Linked DNA regions of Homo sapiens: region 1 is linked to region 2. The links are chromatin loops, found by intact Hi-C in ENCODE. Cell type or tissue: PC-3. All regions are shown on one strand. Links, peaks and the distances in the headings refer to the core of each region. The heading gives the core; the rest is flanking DNA.

The links. A loop is a pair of places that touch in the nucleus more often than their neighbours do. Peaks named below come from ENCODE experiments on the same cell type or tissue, not always from the same donor. Only the 100,000 strongest peaks of a DNase experiment are listed, where the experiment ranks them.
Region 1: it touches region 2 in a loop (4-fold over the local background); 22 of 110 quality-filtered maps call a loop at or near these places.

Annotation. Positions count from the first base shown.
Region 1 is chr3:143,641,891-143,649,302 of GRCh38, reverse strand. The region is part of intron 6 of SLC9A9 (solute carrier family 9 member A9); the gene reads left to right. The region is part of intron 1 of LOC102724120 (a long non-coding RNA gene); the gene reads right to left. Among named protein-coding and RNA genes, the nearest start is that of SLC9A9, 200 kb to the left of the region's middle. RefSeq lists enhancers at 341-840, 841-1,342. In PC-3, for the core only: a CTCF peak has its summit at 4,602 (motif pointing right); a DNase peak (open chromatin) is centred at 4,632.
Region 2 is chr3:143,439,522-143,446,933 of GRCh38, reverse strand. All of the region lies in intron 12 of SLC9A9 (solute carrier family 9 member A9), which reads left to right. Among named protein-coding and RNA genes, the nearest start is that of SLC9A9-AS1, 100 kb to the right of the region's middle. RefSeq lists an enhancer at 2,258-3,457. In PC-3, for the core only: no CTCF peak of the experiment used is centred there; a DNase peak (open chromatin) is centred at 2,973; H3K4me3 peaks cover 640 bases; H3K27ac peaks cover 2,537 bases.

The DNA of each region.
Region 1 (7,412 bases), core at 1,508-6,507, 200 kb before region 2:
GTATGCATACTGCCTCACAAATGAATTCCACATGATAGATTTGCATTTCTAAATGTTATTTAATAGGCTATTGAAGGAAGGCAAAAGATATATGGAAGAGATCTCAAGGAGTGTGTGTTTTTGAACCCTGAACAAAAATCTTAATTTCAGAGGCAGCATGGTAGAGTAGAAAGAAGTCTAGGTTAAGAGTCAGAAGATCTGGTGTCAAGATTGCCATTAATTAACTGTGCAATTACTACAGTTGACAGGAAACCAACCTAAACTGAGGTCAACAAAAAGAGAATCTGTATTAGCTGATGTAACTGAACACCGGTAATAGAAATGGCTTAGTCAAGGATCCAGTGAAATGAACAGGAATCTTTCTTCGCTCAACTTCATGGTTAGCGCCCTCTTCTGGTTGCAAGATGGCTGCCAGCATTTCCCAGGGCTGTCTCTTCGGGAGATTTGACGAAGAATTTTTGTTCCACCATTCCCAGACTAAATTTTAGTAACTTTCATAGATTCTGATGCAGTTTATCTTGGAATAATCACTATGGTCAGTAAAAGGTACAGCATGTATTGGTTCGGGTCTAAGTCACCTGCTCCGTGAGTTCAAGGGTATATAATCAGCTTCATTGGAAGCACATGAGCTGAGACTGGAGAAAGGTAGAATTATTGCTCAGGTAATACTGCCATGATAATGGAAAAGTGGATGCTGGATAGAAACACAACAAAACAAAACCTAGATCGGGGTCCTCAACCCCCAGGCTGTGGACCGGCACTGGTCTGTGGCCTGTTAGGAACTGGGCCACACAGCAGGAGGTGAGCAATGGGCCAGTGAGCAGTACTGCCTGAGCTCCGCCTCTGTGAGATCAGCGGCGGCATTAGATTCTCCTAGCAGCGCAAACCCTATTGTGAACTGCGCATGTGAGGGATCTAGGTTGCGCACTCCCTATGAGCGTCTAATGCCTGAGGAATGCCTTTCATCCCGAAGCCATCCCCTCCCCCAATCCGTGGAAAAATCGCCTTCCACGAAACAGTTCCCTGGTGCCGAAAAGTCTGGGGACTGCTGACCTAGATGACCACTACAGTGATTTTGTATGGCCATAAACTCCCTATGCTAATTTCTTGATCTAGAAAATGTGAGAATAGTTGTTCTATATACATTACAAAACTATTCTGAGTAATAAATAAAGTAATATGGTTGTAAAGGCCCTGTAATCTACAGAGCCTATGCTATATAAATATAAATATAATTTCTACCCTTATTTATATCAATATCTTTCATTCTACTTACAGAGATCTCTCTGGTTTTATTAAAATTACTAAAGATAAGTCTGCTTCTAGTGAACATTTCTTCATAAATATGGCATTTTATGATCCAGGAAACTTAGAGAATAACCATTTTTACACGTGATTTCCTCTATTAGGAATGAATCACTTAGTTAAGACATACTGTCTAAAGTTGATAAATCAAAAAATAGAGGTTGAAGTATTAATATGTTACTTAAAGTTATAAAGGTGCTCACAACCAAAACTGATATTACTTGTGGAAGTTAAGCAGAAAAAAGAAGAAAAAAAGGAAGGAAGAAGCTAACTAAAATTCTGCATCTGGCATACTAGGAAACGAACAGATGCTATGTGGAGTTGCTAAGTCAAGAAATGAAAATATATGCGTATTCTTAGGAGTCATAGAATAACAATCAGAAAAAATAAAGACATAAATGGTTAAAATCAGATACCTTTGCTGTGTAGGATCACGATATAGGCAAAGGATGAAAAATAATTTAACTCTTTATTTTATACTCTTCTATGCAGTCTGAATGTTTTTAATGTGTTTGAATTATATTTACTTATGTATTCTTCTTCAGGTGATCAAGATATCAAAAGCAGAAACTATAAAATAAAAGCCCATTTGTTTGATGGCAATAGAGTCAAGCAATCCTAGCAGGCAAAAACCCACTACAAAAAAATTAAATGACGAATGATAAACCAAGGGAAGCATTTTCAACACATGTGTTGATCAGTTAATAGTCTTTGTAATATACATGATAAATTGTTAATCTCATCACTATACCTAATTCATTATTTACGTTACCTTGGGCAAGTTACTCAATCCCCCTGCGCCTTGGCAGACTCATTTGTAAAATAGACAGTAATAGCACTTACCTCACAGGATGGGATTAAACATAAAACACCTAAATCAGGGCCTGGTGGGTCATGCTCAATACACATTAAATGTTAGCTGTTGCTGTTACTCCTATCATCAAAGACCAATAATAAAAGGTAAGCATAATAGAAAAATGGACAAATGATATAAATAGTTAATAAACAAAAGAAGAAACATAAATGGACAACAGCTATACTAAATAAGATCAGCTTTACTAATAATGAAGTAAAACAAATTAAACCAACAATGGAGTATTATTTTTACCTGGCAAATATTTAAATCTTCAGGACTCAAAAAAGAATAATCATACTTGGAGTAAGTCAGGGTTTGGGAATTGAGAACCCTCCTATATGATTGGTGAAAAAGGAAAGTGATAAAACTTTTACAAAGGCAGTGTTTACTGAGCCATTAGATTTTGTGAATCATTTGATCCAGCAATTTTGTTTCTAGAAATTTATTCTAAGAAGTAATTATGGGCATGTGCAATAGTCTCTCCATGGAGATGAATGCATTGATTTGAGCAAGAAGTTGTGCACAATGGTTACTAGTTGGTTGAGTGAATTATAGCATATTAATATCATGGAACCCTATGAAGTCATTTAAAAAATAATAAAGAAAAAATATATTGATGGGAAAAGATATTCACAATACATTTTTAAGTAAACAGGAAATTTAATATATAATATTTATATTTAATAACTATCAAATAAGAAAATTTAATATATAATAAGATCTAGCTTGGTTAAAAATTCACAGCCAAATTTATATGTGCAAATGCACCTAAAATTATATATTATATATACTAACATACATTATATGTATTATATATGAATATAATTATATATTATTAAATTTTATATATTTTATTATACCTGTATATATAAATAACATATAACATTTGTATTATTTATATATAAATTACATGGAGTCAGAAGTGTTATGTGGAATCACAAGTGATTTTTATTTTTTTCTTTTGGCTTGCATATATTTACCAAAATAGAGCAAACTACTTATGATAGACTCTGGTCCCAAAAATCCCCATTAACATACTTAATAATTGGCAATGTTCATTTAAGTGCAGATTGCACAGAGGTAGAAGTCTGAAATTCTTTTGCTACCCATGATAGAAGAGAAAGAAGATGTTGGCTGTTTTGGGCCATTTATCTGCAAAACAGAAATACTGCTATTGTTGTACTGAAACCTACTCATAAAATAATTCCACAGTGTGCAAATGCCTCCAGGTTTTCTTAGAGATAAAATAAGTATCTCATTAAACAGCTGACTCTTGGATGACAATAAATACATACTAGATGTCTTTATTCCCTGTTAAGTAAATGCTTATAAGGAAATTCGATGTCATCAATTATTTAAAAAGATGAAGAAATGGAGCACCAATTTTGTCTTTTTAAATGAGACTGTTATGCTGCAGAGAAGTTCTTGCTAGATAATGTCATTTAAAGTGTGATACCAGTGAACGCTTGGCACTTTGAGTGGCATTTTGAAAGACTACATTTCTTACCGCCCATGTATCTTGAGGGAAATTTAATATGGAAGGTAATTGGATGGCTATAAGACTCAAGCAACCGTGGAACTGAGGGGAACCTTGAACTATCATCCAACCGTTCAAGAGAAATGTACTGAGGATCAGTATGTGCCAGACATTATGCCAAGTGTTGGTGACAAAGACTGGATGGGCATAGCCACTCATCTCGGCCCTCAATAACTCCTCACTGAAGTAGGCAAACAATATCTATAAAGGGATTTAATATGCGTAACAAAACCTCACCCTAGAAACCATTTCAGAAAATAGCTTACATGTATAGGGTTTGGTTATAAAAATATATTCCTAAAATAATTCCATTTTTTCTCTTGGTAACGTCATCTTGAAGTAGATTTCGAGTTCCTTAAAGGCAAATTTTCTCCATCCCTCACAACACATAGGCAATTATTTGGTAGGTTCTCCAATAACTACTGAATGAATGAGTTCATAGACCCCTTCAGAAGCAGATGGGGAGACGTTTTATAATACTAATCATTAAAACCTCTTCCAGAGATAGATATTTCATGTTCATTCTGCTTCTTCCAACTATTTGAAAAGCCTTGTTAGAAACCCTCATTAGTGCTCCTCCAATTTGACCCATAGTTGTAAACACAGAGGTGATAAGAAGCTGTCCCCTTTTGATCAGAATTAACTGAAACTGTTATCACAACCAGAGGTATATTTCTCATGAATCTGCTTAACTTAAGAACAAGTTTCTTATATCTTGACACATCTTTCTGAAGGTAATTCACTTTGATATTTGCCTTGAAAACTGATAATCAGCATGAAACTCATTTATTTTGATGCCTGTCTAGATACTGGGGTGATACATAATTAAAAAAAAAAAAAGTTATGGCTGTTTTTGCTTAAGGACTCCTTGTCTTGGGAGTCAATTTCATGCTGACTTCATTTTTCAGACACCAGGTGGCATCACATGGCAGGAATGGCAAGGCCACCCTGGGATCTTTAAACAGAGGCTGGGAAGCAGTGCTCAGCTGAATTCCAGCTTTAAGTTGTGTGCTCGGTGTGCTGCCCACACCCCTGCCTGCTGCTGCTGTCTTGTTTGTTTTTCTCTCATTCCTGTTCCCTGGTTCCTGACTCTGGCATCTCCCCTACCCTACCTCTTAATGTCCCTGTTCAGATTACTGGGACTTGACCTTGATTATATTCTGTGACTCTGTCTTTTGTCTCACGGATGAGATCTGACATTCACTGGCAGCGTCTCCAGAACTCTACCCCGTAACTTAGAACTTGCTTTGCTCGTGTCAAGTCATGCGTGACAAATTGGCCTACCAAAAATAAATAAAAGAAATCCATGTGGATGGTTTCTTATCTCAGTTCCAATGTACTTTAATTTATTGGTATATAAGTCAGATGCAAGTGATGAAAGTGATAGAAACCCAATTCAAATTAGCTTCAGCAAAATTTGTCCACTGGCCTGTTTAACAGGGATTGAGCTGACTCTGGACATGCCAGGCTTAAGACTTCAAACATGGCTGTCTATCTGTTCTTTTTCTCTCTTGGCCCCGATTGTCTCTGAGTGCTAGCCTCATTCTTTCATGGTGCAGATAGATAGCTTACTCTAGAAAGCAGGAGAAGGTGACTAATGGCATCTCCAGGCTTACTTTTTTTTTTTTTTAGCTCAAAATAACATTTCATTCTCCCAATATTTGCATATCAGTCACAAAGACTCTGTTTGCCTCTGCTTGTATCAGAAGATCACCCATAAGCCAATCACATAATACTCGAAGGGAATTAAACAAGGTCACTGGTCAGATCTGAGTCACATTCCCATCCCTGTGACCAGTGACATGGAATCCATTATTGGAAGAAAGTGGTTGGAGGACAAGTAAGAATAATAACAACCATATTTCATGATCCTAGAATGTTCAGAACATGGTGGATTAAAATGATAGGTCCTATGCACTAAAAACTCAAAGAAAGGCTTTATTTTAAAAAGCGAACATTACTAAATGTAGAGTTGATTTTGAAGGAGAGAAAAGGAAATTCTCCAAGTGTGAGAAACAAGAGAAAAATCACAGCAAGAGTGGGAAGCTGCCACTGTCAGTGGCCATGTGATTTTATATGGCATATACTGCCCAGAGGTTTTGGAGCTGGAATCCCATTTCCATGTGGAAATCAGAACCCTGTCTAAAGGTTCACTCATGGTAATACAACTTGAGCAAAGCTCTTTGAATAGGGCCTGCAATTTCAAAGTGTTCCTTCAGTCACATAGACTGTGTAGAGCAGCCTTAAGAAATAGCAACGAAACTTGCCATCTATCTGGAATTTGAGAAATCAAAATCCCTAGCCTGGGCAGTTGTGATACAGGAAATGTAAGCCAATAAATTAACATGGAGAGTTTTCAGGACTATTGAAACAACTGTCACAGCCGTATCCCCTCTTCCTATTTCCAAATACACTGAAACTGCCCTGAGGTGATACTTTCACATCCCAGGTACATAGAAATCCCACTTAAAAAACAGAATCTTTTCTGAAAATGAGCTCACAATAAAAAATGTACAGGCCGCAAGAAGAATAACTCCACCATGTTGAGCAAAGGAAGGAAAGAAAGGAGATAAGCAAAACAAAAGTAAATCAGAAGGACAAGCACCCTAAGGAACTAAACAAAAATTACAAAAATATGAGAAAGATTATCAAATGAGCACACTAAAGAGACTAAAGAGGTAAACAGTGGAGTGGGGAAAAATTAGAAAAGAATGGTATAATAGGAAAAAAAGAACTTTTCAAAATGAAAAGTGCAAATATTGACATTAAAAACTAAAGGGAATGACATAAATGTCATATTAAACCCAGCGATGAAACAGAATATAAAGTTGGCAAATGGCCCAGCATGTAGTACAGATAAAAAATATGAAAGGCTAGTTAAGAGATATGGAGGATAGCACTTTTTAAAAATCCAGAATTCATCAATAAAAATTTCAAAAGGAGAAACTAAAGAGAATTGAATTGTGGCAATATTTTGAAGGGATAATGGTTGATAATTTTCCAAAATTAAAGAGATAAATTGAAGCATCACATTATGTCTAGAGCTGGATAAATTAACACTAATTCACATTCAAATACATTGCAGGTTTTAGGTTTATTTTGTTGTGTTTTTAATTTTAAAGAGTCTATTTGAGCAACAGAGATTTGTGAATCAGGCAGCTCCAGGCCTCAAGTGTTAAGCCTCCACCTAGAGGAGGGGAACAGCTTTATAAGATATTTGAGGAAGCAAGACAAAGAAAATATTTGATTGATTATTGTTGTGAAATGTGAGATCATCAAAGAGAAAGAAGAAATTTTAAAAGCAACCAGAGAGGAGAGATGGTTTATTTCCAATAAGGATTACTTACACTTACTTACAATTTGGATGGCAATAGTTTTCTCATTGGCAACAATAGCTGCTTAGCTGCTAGAGGATAGAGGAATAATAGGTTCAAAGTATTGCAGGAAATTCATTGACAGCCCAGGTTCTAAATTCAACTAAAATGTCATTTAAGAATAAGATTAAATACATTTTCAGGTACTTCATCACTCATCAATGATAGAACTTCTGAAGAATATTATTGAGTAGAAATAGGAAACTAAACTCAGAATAAGGGAGAAACAAGGAGAATTGAGCAGAGAAATTGGTAGAAACATTCATAAATCTAATAAGGCATGACTATGACAATAATAGTGATGATAGTTAATGGGAGTGGCGGGCAAAATAAGTTAGAA
Region 2 (7,412 bases), core at 992-5,991:
ATACACATATGATTGTGTGCACACATGTGTGCATGCACACACACACACACACACACATACACACCTACCTTATATCTCAGCCATATTGAAGCATTTTAATTTCCCCCAAATGTGCCACACCACCTATTTCTTCTTCCATGCCTCACACTAAGAGTCAGTCATCTCTCCTGAGAACCTTTTACCCATCAGCAGCCTCCTGCCCCAGCTAAGGTACTTTCCTGCTTTGTACTCCCACCGCATTCCCACATTTCCCATCCTGATAGATCACACCCCACAGAAGTAACTCATGGTTCACTAATGGATCTGAATGACAACTTTCCACCTTAGACTGTGAGACTCCTGAGGGTAAAAGTGAGGTCTGGACCTCTTCCCTCTGTCTCTCAGCTGTTAGCACAGTGCCTGGCACCCAGTAGGCATTCAGGGCCTTTAGGAGCTGCTCATCAATCATCCCGAAGTGCCCTAACCCATTTACCTTCCCACTCTGCTGAGCAACAGGTTCCAACTTTCTCTCCTCAAGCCCCCATAACCCCTTCCCCAGCCTTCTCTTTAAGCAGATCATCTTTCCAATTCGTAAGAGAATAGAAACAGTCAGAAGATAACTTCCACGAGGTCCCCAGTGTATCTACCTCCTGCATCAGTTTCCTTAAACTCCACCTTCCACCATATTACAACCGACAAACTGGCCTCACTCCAGTTAGGGCCCCCCCTTCTACTTGCCTGTTAATCATATCCTCTCTACTTATTGGAAGACATTACTCCAATATTTGTCTCTTTTTTTCCCTCATATCATTATTTTGTCCTTTTCACTGGATAATTTAAAAACCCAGATTAATTACTTTTATTTTTTAAAATAAAACATTTCTCTCCAGCTACAGCCCCATTCTCTGCTGTCCTTTACAGCAAAATCCTTCAAAAGAGCTATAATTCATAGTGTCTACCAATCCTTTCTTCTCACTCTTTCTTAAACTTACTCTGAGCAGTCTGTAGCCCCATCATTCTACCAAAGCTGTTCTTGTTAGTCTTGATACTCCCCTCAGCGTTGCTAAGTCCAATGGTCAAGCTTCACTTTGCATTTTATTGGACAATCAAAAACTTTTAACATAATTGATCTTACTTGAAACACTTTCTTCACTTGGATTCTAAGACACACTCCACCTAATTAATCTCATACCTCCCTGGCCACCTATTGGCTAGTGTATATGCCAGTTTTTGCTGCAGGAACTAGTCCTAATATCACAATGGTTTACAACCATAAAGATCAGTGTTTTGTTCAAATTCCATAAAGGTATGGTGTCAGCTACAGATCTGCTTGACTCTGCTGGGTTCATCTGCAGCTCAGCTCGGCTTGACTCTGTTTGGAGCTCTGTGCCATCTGTTTTCTCACTCTTAGACCCAGGCTAAAGGAGCAGTCCCATCCGTAGCATGCTATTCTCTTGTAGCAGAGGAAAGGAGCAAAAGGATTGAAACTCCCAAAGTTTCCAAGAGCTTCTGCTGGGACATGGCATGTATCATGTCTACTCACATTCCATTGGTCAAAGTAAACCTGTGAATCACATCTCCTATGTGAAAGGGGTAATAAGTTGTTTGTCCTCATCTTAAGCCCATGAGATGTGGCTTCAGTGAGACCATTGACAAGTTTCATGCATGTCCTCAAAGGACTGGGGAACCCCGTGATATACTCACTGTCTGACTCACATCTAAGAAATCTAAGGTGTCAAAAACTAGCTGAAGTGGTCTACAACAGCAGAGTGAGCCACAGCTTGAGAAGTTCCTACATTCCCACCAAGAATGTATCTAAAGAGTGTGTTTCCTATTGATTGACATGTGTGATATAATGGAGAGAGCCTCTGTGGAGGTGGCTTACTTTCTGACCTAGAATGTTACCTGAAGGGGTGAGAAGATCACAGCAGAGGAAAACCGGGGCTATGGAGTTAGATGTTCAGGGGCCAAGGCAGTGGTGGATGGACACACAGTCCATATCAGGAAACTGCCCATCAGAGGGCCCAGGGGTAGACGGAACCCTGAAGAGACCTCACAAATGCCCACATGGGCCAGCTTCCAACATCCACCACAGCCAAAGGGAAATATGCCACATTCATGCCAATTGAATGAAACCTTTCTTTCCCATTTACCTCTTCCTTTTCCTCTGTCCCCTCACCTTGGAGAAGTCAAGCTAGCAACTAGGAATGGGGTAAGGAAGAGAAGGAAAATAAGAAGATTGCCCCTTCACCCCTGGTGGCAGGCCCAAGCTGATGGGGTAGGAAGACTCACTCCAGCTGAAATTTAGGGATTGTTATTATTACATATTACTAAGCTGAGACTATTTATGTGATTAGAAGTCACCAGAGGACTTAAAAATAAACTATCTGAGACTATTAAAAAGTCAAGGACCCCGCTCCAGAGTCTGAAAAAGTAGGTATGTACGTGTGTGTTGGGGAAAGGTGGGGCATGATAAAGTTATTTCTTTTGCACTCCATGAACCACATTTGTTCCAAGTGGCCTAGGCTGCTGTGCCATTACCTGGGCTGGTTGCATCTGCCTGGGCTTCATGATAGGAAGAGGTTGCACTTCAACTTTGTGGAAACCTGGCAACTTCATTAACATCTCCGACTATGAGAATATAGGAGGCTAGAATCTTAGTTTACAATTGGCTGGCCTCACATTTGACCCTGTTTACATAAAGGAAATCTAGGCATCTGGCCAATTTAGGACCAAACAATTTCGTAGCTGGGGTGTTGAGCTTCATTTCCTTCTTCATTTATAAATGCAGTTGAAGCTGATTCCAAAGCATTTTTAGGAAGTCAGTAAAAACATTTAGGCGTCACTACTACTGTTTTATTAAATTTCATCTGTTGTTTTGACCTTGCTTGTGTTTAAATACGGAAATAAAAATCTGGGTGTGGCCGTGGGGGAGTGAAGGGATGTTAAGTCATTACACCACCTACTTATCCAGTCAGGAAACCCCAAGCCACTGGTCCATTTCCTGCTTTAGTAAGCCAAGGAATGCAATCGTGTCATGTGTGTGACTAAGGGTAACATGACTCAGGTTAAGAACTGGGTCTATTGAATTTGTTTCCTGGCCAAGAAAACTACAATTCAATTGCTACTAGAGTTAAATGGAAAATATATACTTTTGCCTTCATTAGAGCTATTGCTACTTCTAAAGAATTGTTGGGAACATAAGATCAAACTTAAACATGATAGCATAAGTTCTACTTATTGTGAATTAGGACAGCCCTTGGGAATATTGCCTTTTATTCCCAGCTCTACGTATGCTTTGTGTTGGACCTTAGACATCATACCTCTGTCCTTACACATGAAAAAGAGACTATTGCTAGTCAACACTCAATACCAGGCAAATTAAAAATGCTCATTTAAACACAGGGTAGACTACTATGATCCCTTACCTGTGGATTTATTTGTTTATCTAGTTCTTCATTTCTTAAAATGGTACCCTTCACAGAAGCACCTCAGGGTACAAGCAGCACATTAAAACAGTAATTAAAATAGATAAAACATTACAAAACAGCAATTAAAGGAGCAGCAAATGAGATTACGTCTTAAAACACTATTATGCTGAAAACCTTTAAAAAAAAAAACTGTTCACCTTATCAGTATAGCAGGCACATGGGCAAGGAGGGGAGAGCCTTTGTTGTGGCTTTGAGAAGTCACAAATGGAAAACATGTGGTGAGACAAATGATTTTAAACCTTGCCTCTCAATGTAATTTTGTATCTCAAATGTAATATTCTGGCCCCCAGCCCCCACACCCCCAAGCCCTAATCTGTTCCCCTACAGGGGTGGCTTGTTTTATACCATACCTTAATGTGTCTCTTTAGCCAGAGCAGGCTACAGAGGATTCAAAAGACTCTTTCTTTCCCAGAGGCTGTAAATGGAGTCCTTAGTCATACTTTATGTAGCTCAAATGGCAGTTGATCATGCTTAAGTACTAGAAACAATCAAAGGACCATAACCTCAGAGAACATTCTTCCAACTTAGTAGGAAAATCTTTGTCATTCATCCCTAGCTCCCACCCCACCGGGCCCCATGGGCTGGCAGTTTTCTTACACAACATCATGTCCTCTCCCATCTTGTTTTATGCCTAAGCAAGCCTTTGTTCGTCTCTACTAACTGAACTCACCAGTCCCATTTCACTTTCTAGTGCTAATAACGCTTACTTGCAACATGTGAGTTTATTTATTTATTTATTGAGATGGAGTTTCACTCTGTCACCCAGGCTGGAGTGCGGTAGCACAACAATCTTGGCTCACTGCAACCTCTGCCTCCCGGGTTCAAGCAATTCTCCCTCCCTCAGCCTCCCAAGTAGCTGGGATTACAGGCACCCACTACCACACTGGGCTAATTTTTATATTTTTAGTAGAGACGGGGTTTCCCTGTGTTGGCCATGCTGGCCTTGAACTCCTACCTCAGGTGATCTACCCGCCTCAGCCTCCCAAAGTGCTGGGATTACAGGCATGAGCCACCGTGCCCAGCCCATGTGAGTTTAAAGTTAGAATTTACATAGGTAGCAAGCAATTTGCAAAAGCCAACAATGCTATAATTGTCCAGTTTTTAAACATGTGAGAGCTTGGTGAGCATTCTGACCTTGGGAGCTGAAAATATATTGTCTGTTTTATTGACATGAGGGCGTATCTCCACTGAGATGCTGCTCTGTAACAGTACATGAGTCCTTTCAGAAACTGTTTTGTAGGAAGCCCATCTTGTTTGTATAAAATTGTTACTTTATACTCATTTTGCTCTACGTTGATCTTAAAGGGTGGAGCTCCACTGTGCAGGCACCTTCCTCAGCAACCTGTCTCCCTCTCCTATTTCAGTAAGGCCAAACCACCCAGAATGGTTGGATTGATGAGTGGGTGGGTGGATGGATGGGTAGTTAAGGGATGGGTGGTTGGGCTGATGGGTGGGTGGAAGGATGAATGGGTAATAAGGGTATGGGTGGTCAGGTGGGTAGAAGGATGGATGGGTAATTAGGGGATGGGTGGTTAAGTGGGTAGGTGGCTGGATGGATGGATGAGTAGAGATGGATGGATGAGTGGATGGATGGATGGATGGATGGATGGATGGATGGATGGATGGATGAATGAGTAAATGACACACTGCCTAGAAGGTATTTTAAAGGACACTTTACATATGGCCAAATTGATAGTACAGGGCGGAGATGGGGAACTCTGAGAGAAGGGCCCTCAAGGAGGCTGGCATAGAAAACAGAAACCACAGCCCATCCAGAGCACACATTGATCACTTCAATATAACTCTGCATTGAAAGATAACAAGGTTTTTTTCTTCTGGAAAAAAAAAAAAGTGCAGATACTGGCTGATGTGAAATTAGCAATCACAGTCTTAGGTTGTCCTAAATGCTTGAAGGATGCATATGTTTAACTGCCAAGATGCCTTTGACTAACTCTTGGGTTCTTGATAAAAGTAGAGAGACCAATGTCTAGTAAGAAAGTGACTATAATTACCTGCTAAGGTATCTGATGCAGTAGGAATATTAGTTTGTGTTAAAAGTGTTTATCTGAGGTTTTCTGTGAGGATCCCACGTTATTCATAAGTACACTTCCCACCCTCCCTGGCATAGCTCCACACCCTTTTTCACATGGCCTGAAATTCCCTTTAAAGCTCCAGAGAGTACCTAGAATATCCGTTAAGCAGATATTCTACCACAAAGTGGAGGAAGGAGTTGAGGAAAGAGTCAAGAGGAATTCTAGCTCATTCCATTTACTCATGAATACTCATGAGATTCTCAGTTACTGTTTACCACTTTGGCAAACAAAAAGTAGGGCCCTGAGAAAATGCAACTTAGAATGGGTAAGTTTTGATGAAAGGGAGGAAGGTTGGAAAGGTGAGAATGATAAAAGAAAAAAACTGGGTTAACAAGAATATGTCAGCACAGTAAGATCCTAGAGAAGAGTAAGCCTGTCTGAAAGGGCACAGCACAGAAAATGGACAAACTTCCTGATGTCACCAAATAAAGTTGCCCTCAAGTCAGTAAATAGAATTCTGAAGAACAGCATCTTTAAATCTGTAGTTTTAGACCAAGCTCTGTAGAATAACAATGCCCCAAAGTTATGCCAGGCTTGCTTTAAAGCCTCTTGTCCATGAATATATTTAAACGGCTTCAGTTTTACCAGCAAAGCTCCTTTGGGGTGTACACTGTTCAAGTGGCTTTCTACCACCAAGCTGTTTATCATTTTGTAATTTCACATCAAAGAGAGTATCACTACATTCAGTAAAGACCTGCATCGGTAAGCAAAGGCTTGCTGTGGCCCTTGGCTAACACAGACAGGCTCATATACAGCTTCATTTACCCGGTGGGATACCCTGTGGAACATGAAGAGCATCGTGAGCCATGCGGGCTTTGAGAGCAAAGACCTGGAGGCACCTCACTGTGGATGACCTGTATCTCATCTCTGCCTTGTGAAGTCATGGAGCCTTCATGTATATGACTTGTCCCCCTAGTTAGGGGCCAAACTCCTTGAACCACGTTAGTCTTCCCCGTAACCCCGACTCTCCTCATTCTCCAGAGCACCCAGTGAATAGGGTGTTTCCCCTTACTCTGCCAATCATAAGCAAAAGGGAACCCTCCCAGAACTCAAGCAGCATTAGCACAGTGGAGATTAAAGATACCATTCAAATGCCTTAAAGGACTTTGTTGATTTCCCACAGGAAACATTATAAATTGCTGTGTTTTCAGCACTTGTAAAATCCCTAGGTGGGTCTCCCTGCAGAAGAGAGGGGCAAACAAAAGTCACAAAAATTCTCAGCCACCGTCAGCATATGCTCCTTGTGTTTTCTGCACCATTCACTCTTTCTTAACTGTCCCTTTCCTGCTGTAAGCACAGTTTGAATGTGGTTTAAGTGAGCATGAAAACAATGTAGTATGCATTGGTTAATTCTGCTGCTCTGGAAAACCAACAATGTCAGAGGCAGGCTGAATTCAGCCCCAGGGCAGTCTCTGAACTCCTGAAGCAATAAAACTGCTGAGGGCTTCATTTTAAGGCCCAGAGGTTGGTGCCTGAGCTTTAGAAGGGCCACCTCTGCCTCTGACATGACTAACTTCTGCTTTATCCTCATGGCCACACATTCCACTGAACCACCTCCTTCCCACCTGCCAGAGCCCTTAAGAGGCTACTCCAGCCTCCTCTCAGAGCCCAGGTCCTTGTGTTCTTTGCATCTCTCTTTTCATTCGTTGGGTGCTCTGGAGAATGAGGGGAGTTGGGGGGATACAGGGAAGAATGACATAGTCCTAGGAGTCTGGCCCCTAACTAAAGGGATAAGTCATATGTGTGAAGGCTCTGTGACCTCTCAAGCCAGGTGTGACAGGTAACCCACAGCGAGATGCCTCCAGGTCTTTGCTCCCAAAGCCCCCATGGCTCAGGATGCTCTTCTTGT